Linked DNA regions of Mus musculus: region 2 is linked to region 1. The links are chromatin loops, found by intact Hi-C in ENCODE. Cell type or tissue: left cerebral cortex. All regions are shown on one strand.

Region 1 (8,000 bases):
ATATTAGGTGCATGGGTGGATGGACAGGCAGTGGATAGGTGAACACACGGATAATCAGATCATCAGGTTAGAGGATGAGGGGCTGGATATATGATTGACGGATGACAGATGAAGTATTGGTGGATAGGTAGACGGTTATATGAATAGATTTATCTATAAGTGGGTAAACGGGTGGGTGAACAGAAGGCTCACTGGAAAACTGAAATGAGTAAGAAGGAGATGAATTCCTTGATTTTCCCAGTGTCTCACAAAATAGAACTCTCTCTGTGTGTGTTACCCAAGCATTAGAGATGGAGTCCCCTCTCTGTACCCCCTTTCTACCTAGAGTTTGCATGTTCACAAATATCACTTCGCATAGTCCTCACTAGAAGCACACACTGTCCTGTCTCTGTTCTACAGGTGAGGAGCGTGAGGTTGGCGGTGACTCGCCTGAGTTCATCCCAGGAAGCCATCTCTGTCTCTCACAAAGCCCCGTGTGAGCAAAGGTTCACACAACTGGCACAGCCATGCAGTTGTGGCCCTGCTGTACCTTGGAAAAGATGCAAGACACAGCCTGTGTGTTTCCAGGATGCGCTGTTCCACACTCGTGCTTCTGCTGATGTTGGAGGTGTGTTAGAAGCTTGTCTCACTAGAACATTCTCCGAGTTCTTTATATACTCAGAATTATACCTTGAGGGAGGTCAGCGTAACATGGGCCTCAGAGAGACCCTCCTCTCCCCATCTGGATCCTCTCCAGGAGGATCTTCACACCTCATGCTTGTCCTCTTTGAGTCCTTGTCATGAGGACTGTCTCTAGTTCTGGTGACCTACTCACACTTTGCAAACCACCCTAAGAGCTAATCTTCACAGATGCCTAAGTATATCTCTGTATAACTTGGCTGCATCTTTCCTAGCAGGGAGCAGAAACTTGAGAGTGTGTAAGTTGTAATGTGTCCTACCCCGGATCCCATGATGCAAGGGAAAGGCGAAGCTGAGGAGGTACAGCAAGGTGTCTTCAGTGGACACAGACTGAAGCTGGCTCTAACCACGTGCATCTGGCGATGGAATTGGCAGCTCAAGGGCAGGCTGCCATATGCCTTCCAAGGTCCCTCTGGTGTAACAGAACAAGGATGACTGCATTGCTCCAGCCCCTGGGATAATAACGCACCTGCTCGTTTGCAGTAGATTGGGCATGAGAAAGGAGGTGAATGCCACAGTCAGTTCAGTCCCAGGCTAATCATTACAATTATCGGAGGCATACCGCATTGTGTGGGGACAAAAGTCCCTTCCTCTGGTGTCCCCGAGCTGGCTTTGTGGTGTGGGTGACACTTAAGGCTGGCCGTGAAGGAGAAAGGAAACACCTGTGTGATGGTTAGTTCGCTAACTTGATGCTGCTGTAACAGGCACGGGGTGGGGGTGAGGCATTTCCTTGATTAATGACTGATGTGGGAGGGCCCAGCCCATTGTGGGCACTGCTACCCCTGGGCAGGATCAGCACCCCTTTATGATCTCTGCTTCAGTTCCTGCCTCCAGGTTCCTGCTTTGACTACCTTCCATGATAACGTGCTAGTGAGACGTCTGTGTGAAAACCCTTTCCTACCTGAGCTGCTTTCAGCCATGGTCTTTACCATAGCAATAGGAAGTAAAATCAAATGGCTGGACTACGGAGAGATGTTTGGCAATTGTCTGAGAAGCCGTGGGCACGATCCTATTTGCTCTTTCTTCTTCCTCTCTGCTTCTGGATGAGCCATTTTGCAAAACTTGATGTGAGGTCATGGGTTAAAAGGACATACCTCTCAGCAGGTGGTCAGGGCAGTGGTGGTTCCAGAAGCATCTACAGTATGCCAGAGGCCCCGTATGGAAGGGAAGCCCAGCTTTGTCTTGGTTTGTTGTCATAGGCACCTGCCACGGGTACAGGATTGGTCCATGTTCCCTCATAGAACCTTGCTCTGTTCCTCTGTGGATGTCACATCGTGGGTCAGTCCAGTGGCCGTCCTGCTGACAGAGAAGCGATGGTTGCTTCAGAAGTGTGATTTTGCAGAACTTTAACTACACAGGCTGACAAAACCCTAACCAAGAGTGCACAGTCTTCCTTTATCATCAGCTACCTTAGAACTGCCGGCCTTCAGAGTGCTGTGGACAGGGTCTGGTTCCCAGGCTGTTCCCAGCACAGAGGACGCCCTCCCCCCACTGCACCAAAGCCTGTGTTAGCAGCTGGAGGCAGTTCCACCTGTGGGCCTTTTAGCCTTTCTTCGCATTTTTCTGCCTTTAACAACACAGCGAGTGAGGGTCTACTGTTTCTACTTAATTTCTGAATATTTGTCTACTATCACACAGCATTTGTGATAAGATCCATTTCCCGTTCAACAGCTTCAAACTTAGCACCTGAGGCAACTTTCTGTCTTAGTGGGACACAGATGAGAGTGAGCCCTGGAATTGATGGGGTCTTAGGCTCGCTCTAAAATACCCTTGTGGGCATGCTGTCTCAAGCTCCTGAAGGTGGGGTCCCTCCTCTCCTCTCTCTCTCTCATGCCCACTCCCCCCTCAATTATCTGGGAGAAAAGGATAACGGTAAGTGGACAGGAGATTTTACAAATCCGGATTTATTCTTAGAAAATACGCAGGCTTATATTTTTATTTTATCATGCCTTTGGGGTGTCTTCTGTGGATTCCCTCTCCCCCCTCTCCTCCCTCTCCCTTTTCTTTTCACCTTTCTCCCTTCCTATTTTCTTCCTCCTATACCCTTCTACACCCCTATGTTCTCTCCTCCCTGCCCCACCCCACCCTTCCTCCTTTATAGCCCAGTCTCACCCCTTCAGAACATGTCGGTAAAACACAAATCTCAGAACAGTCTGCTGGGGGCAACTCACTCAGCCTTATGTGTTGGCCTCTTGGTGAAGCTAGCGTGGACCACGTGTCATGTCTGCAGTGCCTGGGTCTCTGGAATCACAATGTTCAGGCCATAGGCAGCTGTGTTACCTAGGATGCAGTGCAGGGCATCTGTCTCTTTTGACCATGCTCACCAAGGCTAGAGGACCACGGGCATCAGTGGAGCTGTGGAGTGTGGAGGGATCAGGGAGTGTGGTCCCCACACTGGGCCATGCTGCCCTATTCTGCAGTAGTCCCTGAGGTGCTTGGTTGGTTGTGTGCCTTTTCTTGGAGGGACATCTGGTCTGACAGATGGGTCCCTGTTTGTTTTCCAGTGCAGTGACAGGTCATTTCTGCATACACAACTGTAGGGACTAAAGGACTCTAGAGAGATGCAAACCTGCTTCAGGACTGCCACCAGAAGGAAATTGGAGCCCATTTTTACACACTCAGCTGGAGATGGTAAAGTCTGCCCCTGGTCTCTGAAATTCCTTCTGGGACCTTTGGGACAGAAGGGACGTGGCTCTGCAGTTCAGTGAGTAATGCCTTGGGAACTTGCCACATGGAACTCTCTAGGACATGTGTACGTGGTTCACTCATCTCTTCTACTCAGAGAATCATTCAAGGGTGGCAGAGATATCCCTCTTGGGGCTTGGGAGCTGGGATAGAGTGGGGTGGACCTTTTGCTTGCAAGAGAATGCAGGGCTAAGCAGTAAGGTGGCCTGGACTTCGCCTTCCTGGCCCAAGGTGTCTGCTGCTTGTTCCCAGAAGCACGAGATCCCTTCTCCAGAGCCCTTAAAACCAGCAAACACCAGCAGGGAGGTGTCTCATTTTGAACACTACACTTGGAACTTTCCCTTCAGAAGTGGTTCAGGGGTCCCCAGCATTACCATCTGGCTATGGGTGTGGTTTTGGCCCTGCCAATCACCGTTTATTGAATGGACACTTTGTGAACATTGGAAATCCAATGCAGTCCATGCCCAGGTACTGTTGGGCAGCAAGGGCTGCACTTGGAGGTAGACACGGCCTCTGTTCGTGACTGAAGAATTTGTCTGAACCGTGTTTGAATCCAGTCCCCATGAGCCACGGTGAGAGGTGCTGAGCTCTGGGCTAAGGAGTTTCTCCCCAGGTTCCGCTGCATTTCCGACTTCTGCAAATAGATGGCACTTTCGGCTAACCCTAGAGCGGCCGAGAACTATAGCGACGCGGAGTGAAATGCCTTCCTTGCTATTCTACTGGAAGCCAAGAAATTAAAATTAAGCCTCTCTGAAGACAGCTTTCTGGAGCTCTCTTAAATGCTAAAACCTTAAACACACAACCACCCAGGTATGAAAAGGAGTGCATTGTGCTGTATGCTCTCACAGTTTTTAGTATTCATCGAGGCATGGCAGTCTTCGATCCTGGATAGTGGGAGTGGGGCGGGGGGGATTCTATAAAGAAAGTTTTATTTGAAAATATGACTGTGTGAGCCTGACTGTGTTCTCAGGGTCCTCAGAAGGCCTCGCTTTCTCTCCTTGTTTTGTTTGTCTGTGCACATGTATCTGGCCGTGCACACGGGGGACACACACAAGAGCGCGTGTGCACATGCGGCTCACGAGGGTGGCACATGGACCCTCACGCACACAGAGGGGAAAAAAATCAGGCTGTTGTCTTGCAAGTGTTACTTATCATATTAATTAAAATCTGGTGACATGATAACACCACCAGCTGTGTGGGAAAGCCAGGGAAATTAACAAACGTTTGATTTGTTGTGTTGCTAATGTGACACTTATTATACAGGTCACACTGAAACAATACCTCTGCCAAAATATGCTAATGTACAGGGAACTGCTAGGGTGGTGGAGATGCTGGTGTGTTCTGAGCAGAGGGTTAGCTCGGAGGGGATGCTGGTGTGTGGGGAGTGGAAGGCAAAATCTTGGAAGCAGAAGCTGCCTTCTGGGATCTGATCCTTGCAGATCAGTTTCTAAACACTAAGTCTCTGGATGTAAAAATCCAGACAAGTGATTTTTTTTGTTTTTGTTTTTGTTTTTTGAGGGGGGTGGACAGTATATAGTTAAGAATGTATTTTAAATAATCTGAGTATGGCTAGCAAATAGTTCTGAGTTTTGGAAGCCGTTTCGTTATCCCTTGAGACCGATTTCTGCGGAATCTGAGTGAGTCAGCTGTAAACACTCGTTTATGGTCCAACTATGTGGTCTCAGCTTTCAGCATCATAACTACATCGTGCTTAAAGACTCACTGTGGCCCCCATTTCTAAGTCCTGGAAGCTACAAAATGTTTCTGCTATACTCAAAGTCTAACTTGTTTTTAAAAATAGTATAAGCAGATCACGTTAAACGATGTTGTCACACCTGTCCCCTCCTCTCCTGCTGGCCCCTCCCCTCTGGTCCTGCATCCTTGGCTCAAATCTGTGGGTTTCTAAATATCCTGAGGAAGGGAGAGAGAAGATCTTACAGGTGGGCTTCATGGAGCTGGGTTTTGCATTTGTTCCCAAGGCCCACAGGGCATCTGGCTTCTCTCAGTGATGCCTCCCTGTTTTGATGGTGTTCAAGTGCTGTGTGTGGCCTTGAGTGCATTTCATAATACACTGTACAAATCCAGGCTGGGCACAGGTATCCTTTGTTTTATAGAGAAATGGCTCAGCTTGGAAGAAAGGTCAGGTGTAAGGTCAGGGATGAGATGTCACCTGACCAGGTGAAGTCACAGGCCTGGAAGGCAGTGGACAGGACAGAGGCTGGAGGGGGTGGGCCAGCCCCATGGCTCTTCAGAATCTCACTGCACCCTTTATGACAAAACAAATATTGGTTGTCTGTGGGGTCTGTCCTAGGAAAATGTCAGCACAGCACCAAGACAGGCCAGGAGCAGGTGTGGACCACACCTTCTCTGTGGGCTCGGCTGAGGACCTCAGCATATGCAGAATAAACTTATGATACGCAGTTTCCCATCTGGGTCAAGGTTGGGGCATGGCTCTGTGTGTCGTAGCATGGGGGCCCTAAAGCCTTCACTCTTCTATGGGCAAGAGTCTGGCAGGCCCAGGCTTGAAGTAGCTACTTTTGAAATGCACAGTGACAGTTGTCTTCGAGCTGCTTGTCTATGCTGAGCAGAGAGAGTCCTCGCTGCTGATTAAATCTATATAAATAAACACAGTGACGACTCGTGAGAGAGAGCTCGAAGCGCCATTGGGATAAAATATGATACTGTGCACACATATTCTTAGTCATTAGGAGGTAATTTTCAACCCTATTCATGCTGCTGGAGCTCGGCAAGGTTAGCTCGCCAACGACACTTCCTTTTCTCTAAATCCAGTGGCTTTAATTAAGCCTGCGTGACAGAACTGGCATTTCAAAATACAAAGACATTTAACTCTGAGGGAAAAAAATAGTTTATTTAGCTTTGAATGGATTTTTTTTTTTTTTTTTTTGGCTTTGAAGAGCTTGGTTTTTTTTTTTCCCCTTAAACATTAAATTATTAATGAAAGAGCAAACCTGATAAACAGTGGGTGACTGTTGGTTGTGGCAACTGGGTACATACTATAAAGCAGGGATAATTTTCCTGTGGTTTTCGGGGCCTTCTCTCTTTCTCCTGGAAGATACTTGCTGAGGGCTTGAGAGAGGTTTTGTGTGAGCTTCCTGCCTGGAGGCAGTCTGGTATGGTACCGTGCTCAGTAATGCTGGGGCAGCAGGCTTGGGATGGAGACCCGGATGTAGGGGGTGTGATTTGAGTCTCTTAGATAAGGGCCATCCAATGGAACCATCTGTATACATTAAGCCACTTTTCCAGGCGTGTCCCTCTGTCAAGGTAAGCTGAGTGACTGGGGGATACCCCTCGGGAGCCGTGCGATTCCTCAAAAAAATTTAAAAAAAAAAGAAAGAAAGGAAAAGAAAGAAAAAAGAAAGAAAGAAAAGAAAGGAGAAGAAAAGAGAAAAGCATAGAAAAGATCAAAGGTGACACAGGCACCCACCAGTAACAACAAAGTCTGACCAATCCTGAGCCTATTGTAATTTGTTAGTGGACATTAACCATCCCCCACTCCTCGCCCAAAGCAGCGGCCAGTTAATATCATGGAACTTTAACTGCCAATCACTGAATAGTGGTGTGGAGACCTGCTACCTGCTTCTGGCTTACTTCTGGTCACCCTGTTTTGTGCTTTCAGAGCACAGAGCCCAATCCGGTTGGTGGCAGAGTAACTTTAAAAGGCTGAACATAGCGAGTTCTGACCAAGTCCTATGATTCATGGGGGAGCAACCACTGCTAATGGCTGATGGCTGACACTGTACCCAGGACTTTGGCCTCATCTATTCCATAATTTTCTCTCCACTACAGTTCCGGCTGTTTTTTCCAAATGCCTGTTTTTATCACCTTTTTTTTTTTTTCCAAGTTACCCTTCAACCAGCTTTTCATGCCCTCTGACTCCCTCCCTGAAGTTGGTCAGACCACCAGCATCTCAGCATGCCCACCCTCACTGTACCTTGCTTTTTTTTGGGGGGGGGGATGCTCTGAGTACTTCCAGGCACTGCCGTCAGGCCACTGTGGCTCCTTGTAACCACAGTCATCTAACAGTTCATTCATTGCAGGAGACCTACAACAGTGAATTTACACAACACAGTAGAGTCTGTTGGAGTTCTCAGTCTGCTTAAAGAAACTAAGAGGCCACTGTATGACAACAGACAGTATTCTATACACTAGGAAGCCGCTGTGTGAAACAGACAGTATCCCACACTAAGAAGGTGCTATGTGAAACAGACAGTATTCCACGCTTCCAGCCCTAACCAGGGAGCTCATGTCACTGAGCCACAAAGCTATTGTGTACCTGTGCTGCAGAAAGGGTCAGGATTTGGCTTCTTTCTCTCTCTCTCTCTCTCTCTCTCTCTCTCTCTCTCTCTCCTTACCTCTCCCAAAAGAGTGTATGTGTGTGTGTGTGTGTGTGTGTGTATGAGTGAGTGAGAGAGAGAGAGAGAGCAGCCTGAGGCATATAAGAATTATGAATTTATATGATTAGTGGCAATGACACTTAGTTGTTTCTTTGCTTACAAGTGAGGCCCAGATGTGGCTTCTGCTACTTCACTTACCAGGGTGGCTCGGAACCATCTTTTATTTAGAGTGAACTGAACGTTATTCTGGCCATTGTGCTTCTGTGCCTGCCAGCATGGATA
Region 2 (8,000 bases), 390 kb after region 1:
GACTGAAAGGGCTTGAAATTGTGTCAGAGTGATGTTTTAATCTCATTGAAAAGTGTATTAAAGGACAAGATGTGATTTATGTGAGCTGTTCCGATGAAAGGCGAGATTGGAGTGGATGGGTTTTCACTGGCGTGAACCTCCTGCCATGTTTATATTGCAGCCCGTGTAGCTAATCTAATTTGCAATAACTGGGATGGCCTGTAAGGGGAAAAAAGCATCTCTAGTTTCACTTTATTCCTCTTCATATAGAAATTCCTCATGACTTGTCTCCTCTTGTGAGCGGTGCCTTTTCTATTTGGGGGCTAAATGAGCGAGAATGTGAGAGAGGGCAGTCATACTCCAAATGTATGCTTCATGCACACATCCCTGGTCATGGACACCTTTGGGCCTGTTGAGCCTCGCTGTAGAGCTGAAACATTGTTTCAGGCAGAGTGAAAAGGTTAGCATCACCACCCCTATGTCTCAGCTCACCTTGCCTTCCACTCTCCAGGCAGAGCAGAATGCAGGCTTGGCTGCTTAGCCCAGAGTCTTGCTGTTAAAGGTTTCCTTGGGAATGTCCCTTAATCGGGCACTTTCTGTTCTCCCTGGTTTACCCTCTGCAAATTTTGATTTGAGCAGGCCGTGAAGCTCAACTGTTCAGAAAAGTTTGATCTTGTGCACAGGCTTTGCCTGGTCGTAGGGAAAAGCAAGCCCAACAGCACTCCCCTGGGAGGAGAGCTTTGAATCCTTATGATCACATCGAACTTAACCAGCATTCTTTATCAGGAAGACACAACATGCATTGGAAAATTACAACTTTTGCACAATGTAAAAAAAAAAGGTGTATTCAAACTGTTAATTACGGGGGGTTGAGTAAATGAAACTTTCACAGTGACCCATTTAATTTTGCAGTAATTGCTGACAAAATAAGACACGGATGAATCACAATACAGTATATTTATCTTGAAGGAGAATATTGTGCTGATGTAGTTAAACCAAAGAGTAAGAGAAAAATTAAGAACGGCGGCAGAAAATTTTAAAGTACATAAAAATCTCGCCCTGAAAACATCTGGGTTAAAACCGCAGAAAGTGCAGCTTCCGCCCGTGGCTTTTCTGAAAAGCGCAACCAAATTACAGAGACTATGTCTCTTCTCAGAACCCCAGGCTCACCGTGAGCCCTCTCCTCCGGCAGGGTCAGATTCTGACTCCCAGGCTTGAGCACAAATTTTGAGTGTACTAGAAATCTAGAGGCAAAAAAGAATGTAGGAAAGGCATTTCCAACCCAGGCAGAATGCGGCATCTGTCAGATGCCGGGTAGAGCCCCGATGGCAAGCTGACCCTGAAATAGCATCTCTAGCCCAGGCCCTACTTGGCAGAGAGAAAGGGAAGCAAGAGGAGGGGGGGGTCACAATTTGCTTCGCAGGCAAGTGCAAACGGATTTTTTTTTTTTTTTTTTTTTTTGCTTCCCCTTCTTTTGCAGGAAGGGAAGCGGGCCCACACCCTCTAATTGTTAACCTTCTCCTTTAGCCCAAGGCCAAGTACCCGCTCAGCCAAGAGTTGGAAAGGGGAAAAGACATTGGGCACAAGCCTGGGCACCCACTAGAGCTGCCCTTTTTCGATCGGCAAGGACACATGGGTGCGGACAGCCTCCGGTGCCACCAGCGCCCGGCGCACCCAGGGTACCTGCGGAGGGTAGAGTTGCTTCTGTCGAGTGTGAGTGCCAGGGGCGCTGTGGACACCCAGCCGGCACTCGCGATGGGTGGGAACCCAGGCAGCACTTGTCTTTTCAAAGGCCACTGGATGGAAAGCCTTAGCGGCTGCTTGGGTGCTCAGCCCTCCTTGCAGGCATGGGTTGGGACCCAGTAGAGAGATTCGGAATCGGGTGCCCAGGTGTACTCGCAAAGTGGGTCTGCTGAAATTCTTGTCAGAAAATTTCACGCGACGAAGCGGGCGCGCTCGGTTCCAAACCCGCGAGGCCTGGCACCCGGCGGCGGTCCAGCCTCGCTGGCATCTCAGTCGCCTCTTCCCTAGTACCCGCAGCTCCGGGGGAGAGAGGGCTCGATGCCCCCTTGGGTTCCAGGCTTTCCTCCTCTCTTTCATTCATAAACCTGGTGGCTACAGACGCAGCTTGAATATTGACGTCTCTCCCCCGACTGCTCCGCCGTTAACCCAATTACAGAATTCATCAAGAACTGTGTTGAATTATCTCTTTCCATACAGTATCAGCATTAGCCTAATTAAAAGCTATAATGTCTGATATAATGATTAAATCGTTAGCTCTGCTGTAGGGAAGCAATATTTTGTTTTCCCTTCAATTAGAAGCTGATTGAGGTTTTCAGAGCAGGTCAGCTGTGAAATTTGAATTATATGTGTGAGTACTGCTCACAGGGTGAGCCCCTACTCGAAGCTCCCAGAGATTCTCCGAATGCTTCCACCCAGAGAGCCGGGAGGCAGGCACGCACACATAGTGCAGCTCCGGATTGTGTGTGCCGGTCGCCACGAGAACGGCTGGAACCGGAGCCTGACAGCCTAGACTTTATTTTCCCACAGGCGCTGTTACAAGCGGCTCTCTAAACTCAAAGAGAGTTTTTGCTTTTAACCTGAGAGCGACTTAGGAGAGCTCGGTTCTGTGAGATGCTCATAAAGACACTGATCGTCCAAAGTTCCTTATTTGCTAGTGACTCTCTTCCTTCGACTTTCCCCCCTTTATCCGTTTTGTTTCTTTCCCCTTTTAAACAAACCAGCAACAACAAACTAACCACACAAATTTGAATTTGGGTCCTTTTTGGTGTTTGGGAAGATCCCTCCTCCCCAAGTTAGCCCAGGCTGGGCCCCATGAAATCGGCTGAGAGGGCTTGGAGACGACCCAGGAGAAAAGATGCCCCCTTAGAGACCCGGGTCAGAGGCGCGCGCTGAAAAGCAAACACCGAACTGCGGGCCGTCAACCCTCCAGTGACGCTGTGGTAGCAGTAGTTGGGCGAGGGGCGCCTCCCGCCCCACAGGTGAAAGCCCGTGGTGCTCAGCTCCGCGAGGACAGAGAGGGTGGTGGCGGCCAGCAGACGGCGATCGCGGCCCGCGCCGCTACAGGGTCCACACTGACAGGCCTAGGGGCTTCGGGCCCAGTGCGCAGCCCTCTACTCCCTGCAGCAGGTCCTGAGACAGGGACTCCCAGCCTCTCAGATCCACTCTGCTTCCATTCCGCCCTGAATCTGCGCCTCCTGTTGGCCGAGATGGCCTCAAAGACCTCTTCCGACGTTCTTTATCTCTCCTAAGTTTTCTCTGCTGCTTCTTCCTCCTGCTGCTAACTTTCCCCTTTCAGTCCCACAAACTGTCATTTCGGTTCGCTAAAGATCTTTCTTCAACTATTCTCTCAGCCTTGTGAGGGTACATCAGAGCCTGCAAGCCTTTGCCCCGGGGAGCTCCCAGGAGACACCTCTATGTGTCCTCTGTCCTCCAAGTGTCTCCACCAGCCTTGAGAGAATCATGTTCTGAGCATGGCGAGGAGGAGATTGTCATCAGGGCAGATAATCTGAACCCCATATGAAATAATTTCTAGTCTTGCATGGTCCCCAACGTACCCAACTTGTTTGGAGCCTGAGAGACTAATGCTGAGCTTAAAAACCCATATATAGATGTATCAGAGCCAGCCTTCAAAAAGAAGGACAAGGGCTTCTGTCCACAGGGGCCCTCTCGGTCTCATGAGCACAAAGGTGTGTGTAAAGGAGCCAAAGTATTGGTTTTTCTATGTCAGGGGTTCGAGTTGAAAGTGTTTAAAACCCAGGACTTGGTTTATTTCAAAGTCAAGACTATTGTGCAAGAGTGTAGGCACATAATTTCATATATACAAGCCTTCATAATTTATCTATGAGCACTGACATATACAAGCACCCATGCCTGCACACAGAATAATTCCCACTAGCAATGAGCTGACTTGAATTTTTGAAGGATTATAACCATAGGTTGAATAAAAACTTAGCCACTTTGTAAAGTCGCTCTTTGGCATTCTGAGCAGTGGCACCATGAGATTTTTGAGTTGCTGAGAGAACAAAGATTGGTCAGTCAACAGTGAAACTAATCCCTTGCCTTGGGTTCTGGACTTTTCTTAGTTTTACTTGGACACAGTGCAGTTTTCAAATCCTAAAGAATATAGTTTTTAGGAAGGCAGCCCCACCCAGCCGTTGGGGAGATGGGAAGCAGACAGAAGTGTTTATCAAACTGGTTGTAGACTGTTCTTTTTGTGTCTGTGAAGCCATTGGGGAAGTGACTATAGATAGGGAAACAGAAGGAGACTTCCAGAAGCTGTCACTGACAGGACCCTCTGCTCATACCAGGATGGAAGGCACAAGGAGGTCTGGCACACCATGCCCACCACTGCTTAGTTGGCACAGACTGCAACCACCAATCTTCTCTGTCACTTGGCAACAGGTTACACCTGCATCTCTGATTTCATACTTCTGCAGGTGGGCACCCATAGGTTTTGCACCAGCTTGGACTTGCTTCTGCAGAATAGTTCCCAGAATGCCAAACACCAACATGGCAGTATGCATTGTGATGCCGTTTACCTCCTATTTAGATGTCCTAGAAAACAAGAGTAACATCCTATTTGGAAACAATGTTCAGCCCTATGGTAGGAAGAAATGAGACTGTTTCAAAGTCATCTATCCAAGTTTCCTAAGGCATAAAGCATTCCTGCAAAGCTCACTGGAGTGCAGGGTGTTTATAAAATAAATTGCCCCATTGATATGGAAAATAATGTGCCAGGCTTGATTTACACAAAGCATTTTCAGGGGGTCTTTGGCTATTTAGTTTAAAATCTAAATTGAAAAGCACAAGAAAGAAATCTTTCAATTGCTAAGTGGATAATATAGTTTATAATTTGTAAACCGTTTCCTTTATTTCAGTCTTGCTGACTTGCCCTAACACAGCGGATCTCCCAGCACACCCATCACCTCCTAAGTTATCCAAGGAAAATGGTTCTACGGCATTCTTAAACAATAGTCCTATTCGTTTTTGTTCATTTACAATGTAACTGATATTTGTAGGTAGTTCGTGAAACAAATCAAAAGATTTAATAAACTTGATGGCTGAAATAAGAAGGTAGCTGAAAACTAAGTTTATGACCTAGATGTTTATAAAAATATGAAACGATGTTTCCCTTCTAGCACAATTCTATATTATTTGATGAGTTTTCTAGTAAGTGCTGAATGGCCTGAAATGAAAGCTCAATCGGGCTGAGGGCTGTACTGTGCTGTAACAACCTGAGATAAAAAAAAATAATAATAAAATAAAATAAACCACTGTAATAATCATAGCAAGGGAGCAACGGCGTCAGGAAATTCACAGCCTCAGATGTTTTTGTTAGTGGGGGGGGGGGCTGTCATATGTTCACCGTCCAACATATTGGAACACCTGTATTCTTGCTATTATCCGGGTTATCTGTCATCAGAAGAGCCTCTGGATTACACGCGAGGCGGTCTGCAGGCATCTGACCAGGCTTGCTTTACCCACCAGCAACCTCCCGAAGCACCTAGATCTTAGAAGTAGAAACTCTATCCTCTCCCCTCTGTACCCCGCCCCAGGATATCTGAAGAACTTGTAGACTCTAAAGGTCTTTCTGGAAGAAGCCTTTACAATAACTCCCCCCCCCTTTTTTTTTTTGGACATGATGGTCTGATCCCAAGTAGCCTGGGGTGGGGTTGGAAATCTCTTATACATCCCGGAATCATATTTGTTCTGAGATTCATGGATTACGGCCATTTGTGTATGTCTTGATCATCCCCAGAACTGCCCTTTCTTTTTCACAACATACGAAGAAACAAAAACAACAACATACAAAAAGGCGGCCCTGTCACTGGACCTTCCAATTCCGTTTCAGCGCCCGCACCCCACCCCCACCCTCGCAAACCCGAGTTCACACGATTTTCAAAATCCTTTGGCAAACAGCTTCTGGGAGAATCGCTTCAGAAAAGCATAGGCTAGGTAGGTATTCTTTTGCTGTTTCCACAAACTTCTTTTTACTGTCGGAGTAACAAGATTCCAGCTAGATCTTGGTTTTGACCTTCGCAGAAATTCAAGAGGATATAGAGTAAATTGGCACCTGACTATAACACTCCGCTCCATTAAAAGACACCCCCTCCCCCAAGAAAGTTCGGGGTAGATTAGGGAGCTAGGAGCGTAGCACCACACAAAAACCGCTGCACCTCTTGCCACGGAGACCCGAATTATAGATCCCGAATCTGTAAAGGCCTTTGCAGGCTCTGAGAATGCACCGAGCGCCAGGGGTGGGAGAGACTGAGCCGCCCCGCTTGGCCTGAAACCCAGCAGAGGTACTTTGGGCCTAAGCCCCCCCCCCCCGGGAGGATCTCCCCCGCACCGCTGTTATTCTGCACTCCCGGCTGAGCTGAGTGCAAAGTGAGGCCTCTATCTCCAACTTTCCCCTTCCCAGCGGGCACAGAGTTGGCTGGCTGGGGACAGGGGAGGAGCTGGGTCTCCAATGAGCGCATTTAAACACGACCCAGGGCTGTATTCCCCCCGCCTCCCCCGACAGCGATTCTTTCTTCCTCTGGGTTTTCAACCCAATCGTTAATCATTCGGAGCGCGCGGGCGGGGAGAGGCAAAGGGGGCGAGCTCTGGGTTCGCCGCCGCCGCCGCCGCCGTCGCCGCCGCGCGCGCGCGCTCAGGAAGCAGTGTGGCTGTGACCCCGCCCCCCCGCGCCCCCTTTTCCCCCTCCTTCCTGCCCTTGTTCCCCCCCTCTCTCCTCCTCCACCTCCTTGCTCCGCCGCCCGCGCCCAGTGTATCTACTCCCTCCCCACGTCACTCGCCAGCGCGCCATGCAAATCACCGCCGCCGCCGGTTCCCATTGGCCGCGGCGCGCTCATTTAATGGCAGCCCGGGCCCGGCGTATGGCTGCTGGGCCCCCCGCGCCACCGGCCCCGCGTGCGCCTCCGCTCCGAGCGCACGGCCTCGGGCAGGCAGCGGACAGCTTGTCCTGGGCACAGCGGCACAGCTCTCTGGCTCTCTGCTCGCGTTGGCACTCCCACTGCTGTCCCTAACCCCCTCCCTGGCTGCACCGCGATCGCCCCCTCCGAACCCCCCTCCGAGTCCCCCTCAGCGCCTGGCTCCCCCCAGGCACCTGGGACCAGCACATGCCCAGCGCACGCGGCGCACCGCCTTGCTAGAAGTTGCGGTCCCAGAGTTGGAAGCCGCCAAGGAAGCCAGCACAGGAACGGAGACTTCGAGCCGACAAGAGGAGGCAGCGAACCCTGCGTCGGGCCCAGGGGCACCGCTTCAGACCCAGAAAGTGGAGCCTCAACTTGGCCACGACTGCACCTGTTTGCACAGTTCAGCCCTGAGTGACCGGACGGCAGCAATCAACCTGGCCATCGGCCTCTTTGGCAAGTGGTTTGTGCACCGGGAGAAACTTTCCACCTGCGAGCTGGACCCGCGCTAAGTGCGTGTGCTTTTGCCTCTTTTTTGTTGTTGTTGTTGTTGTGGCCTCCACCCAACCCCCTTCTCTCCGCTAGGCACCCACCGCACACACACCCCCCCCCCCAGTCTCTCTGGGCTGATCCTCTCTCCACCCACCCACCCCCACCCGGCCGTCTATGCTCCAGGCCCTCTCTTTGCGGTACCGGTGAACCCGCTAGCCGCCCAGATGTACAGCATGATGATGGAGACCGACCTGCACTCGCCCGGCGGCGCCCAGGCGCCCACGAACCTCTCGGGCCCGGCCGGGGCGGGCGGGGGCGGCGGTGGGGGCGGGGGCGGCGGCGGCGGCGGGGGCACCAAGGCCAACCAGGATCGGGTCAAGCGGCCCATGAACGCCTTCATGGTGTGGTCCCGCGGACAGCGGCGCAAGATGGCCCAGGAAAACCCCAAGATGCACAACTCGGAGATCAGCAAGCGCCTCGGGGCCGAGTGGAAGGTCATGTCCGAGGCCGAGAAGCGGCCGTTCATCGACGAGGCCAAGAGACTGCGCGCGCTGCACATGAAGGAACACCCGGATTACAAGTACCGGCCGC

The links. Peaks named below come from ENCODE experiments on the same cell type or tissue, not always from the same donor. Only the 100,000 strongest peaks of a DNase experiment are listed, where the experiment ranks them.
Region 2: it touches region 1 in a loop (3-fold over the local background); 10 of 42 quality-filtered maps call a loop at or near these places.

What each region holds. Positions count from the first base shown.
Region 1 is chr8:11,995,919-12,003,918 of GRCm38, forward strand. No RefSeq gene overlaps it. Among named protein-coding and RNA genes, the nearest start is that of Tex29, 160 kb to the left of the region's middle. In left cerebral cortex, a CTCF peak has its summit at 4,004; DNase peaks (open chromatin) are centred at 4,016 and 5,931.
Region 2 is chr8:12,388,728-12,396,727 of GRCm38, forward strand. It overlaps Sox1 (SRY (sex determining region Y)-box 1), which reads left to right and starts at 6,792. Exons shown (of 1, transcript NM_009233.3): 1 at 6,792-8,000. The coding sequence starts at 7,634. All of the region lies in intron 1 of Sox1ot (Sox1 overlapping transcript), which reads left to right. In left cerebral cortex, a CTCF peak has its summit at 3,037 (motif pointing right); DNase peaks (open chromatin) are centred at 580, 1,251, 1,603, 2,408 and 5 more places; H3K4me3 peaks cover 1,741 bases; H3K27ac peaks cover 1,708 bases.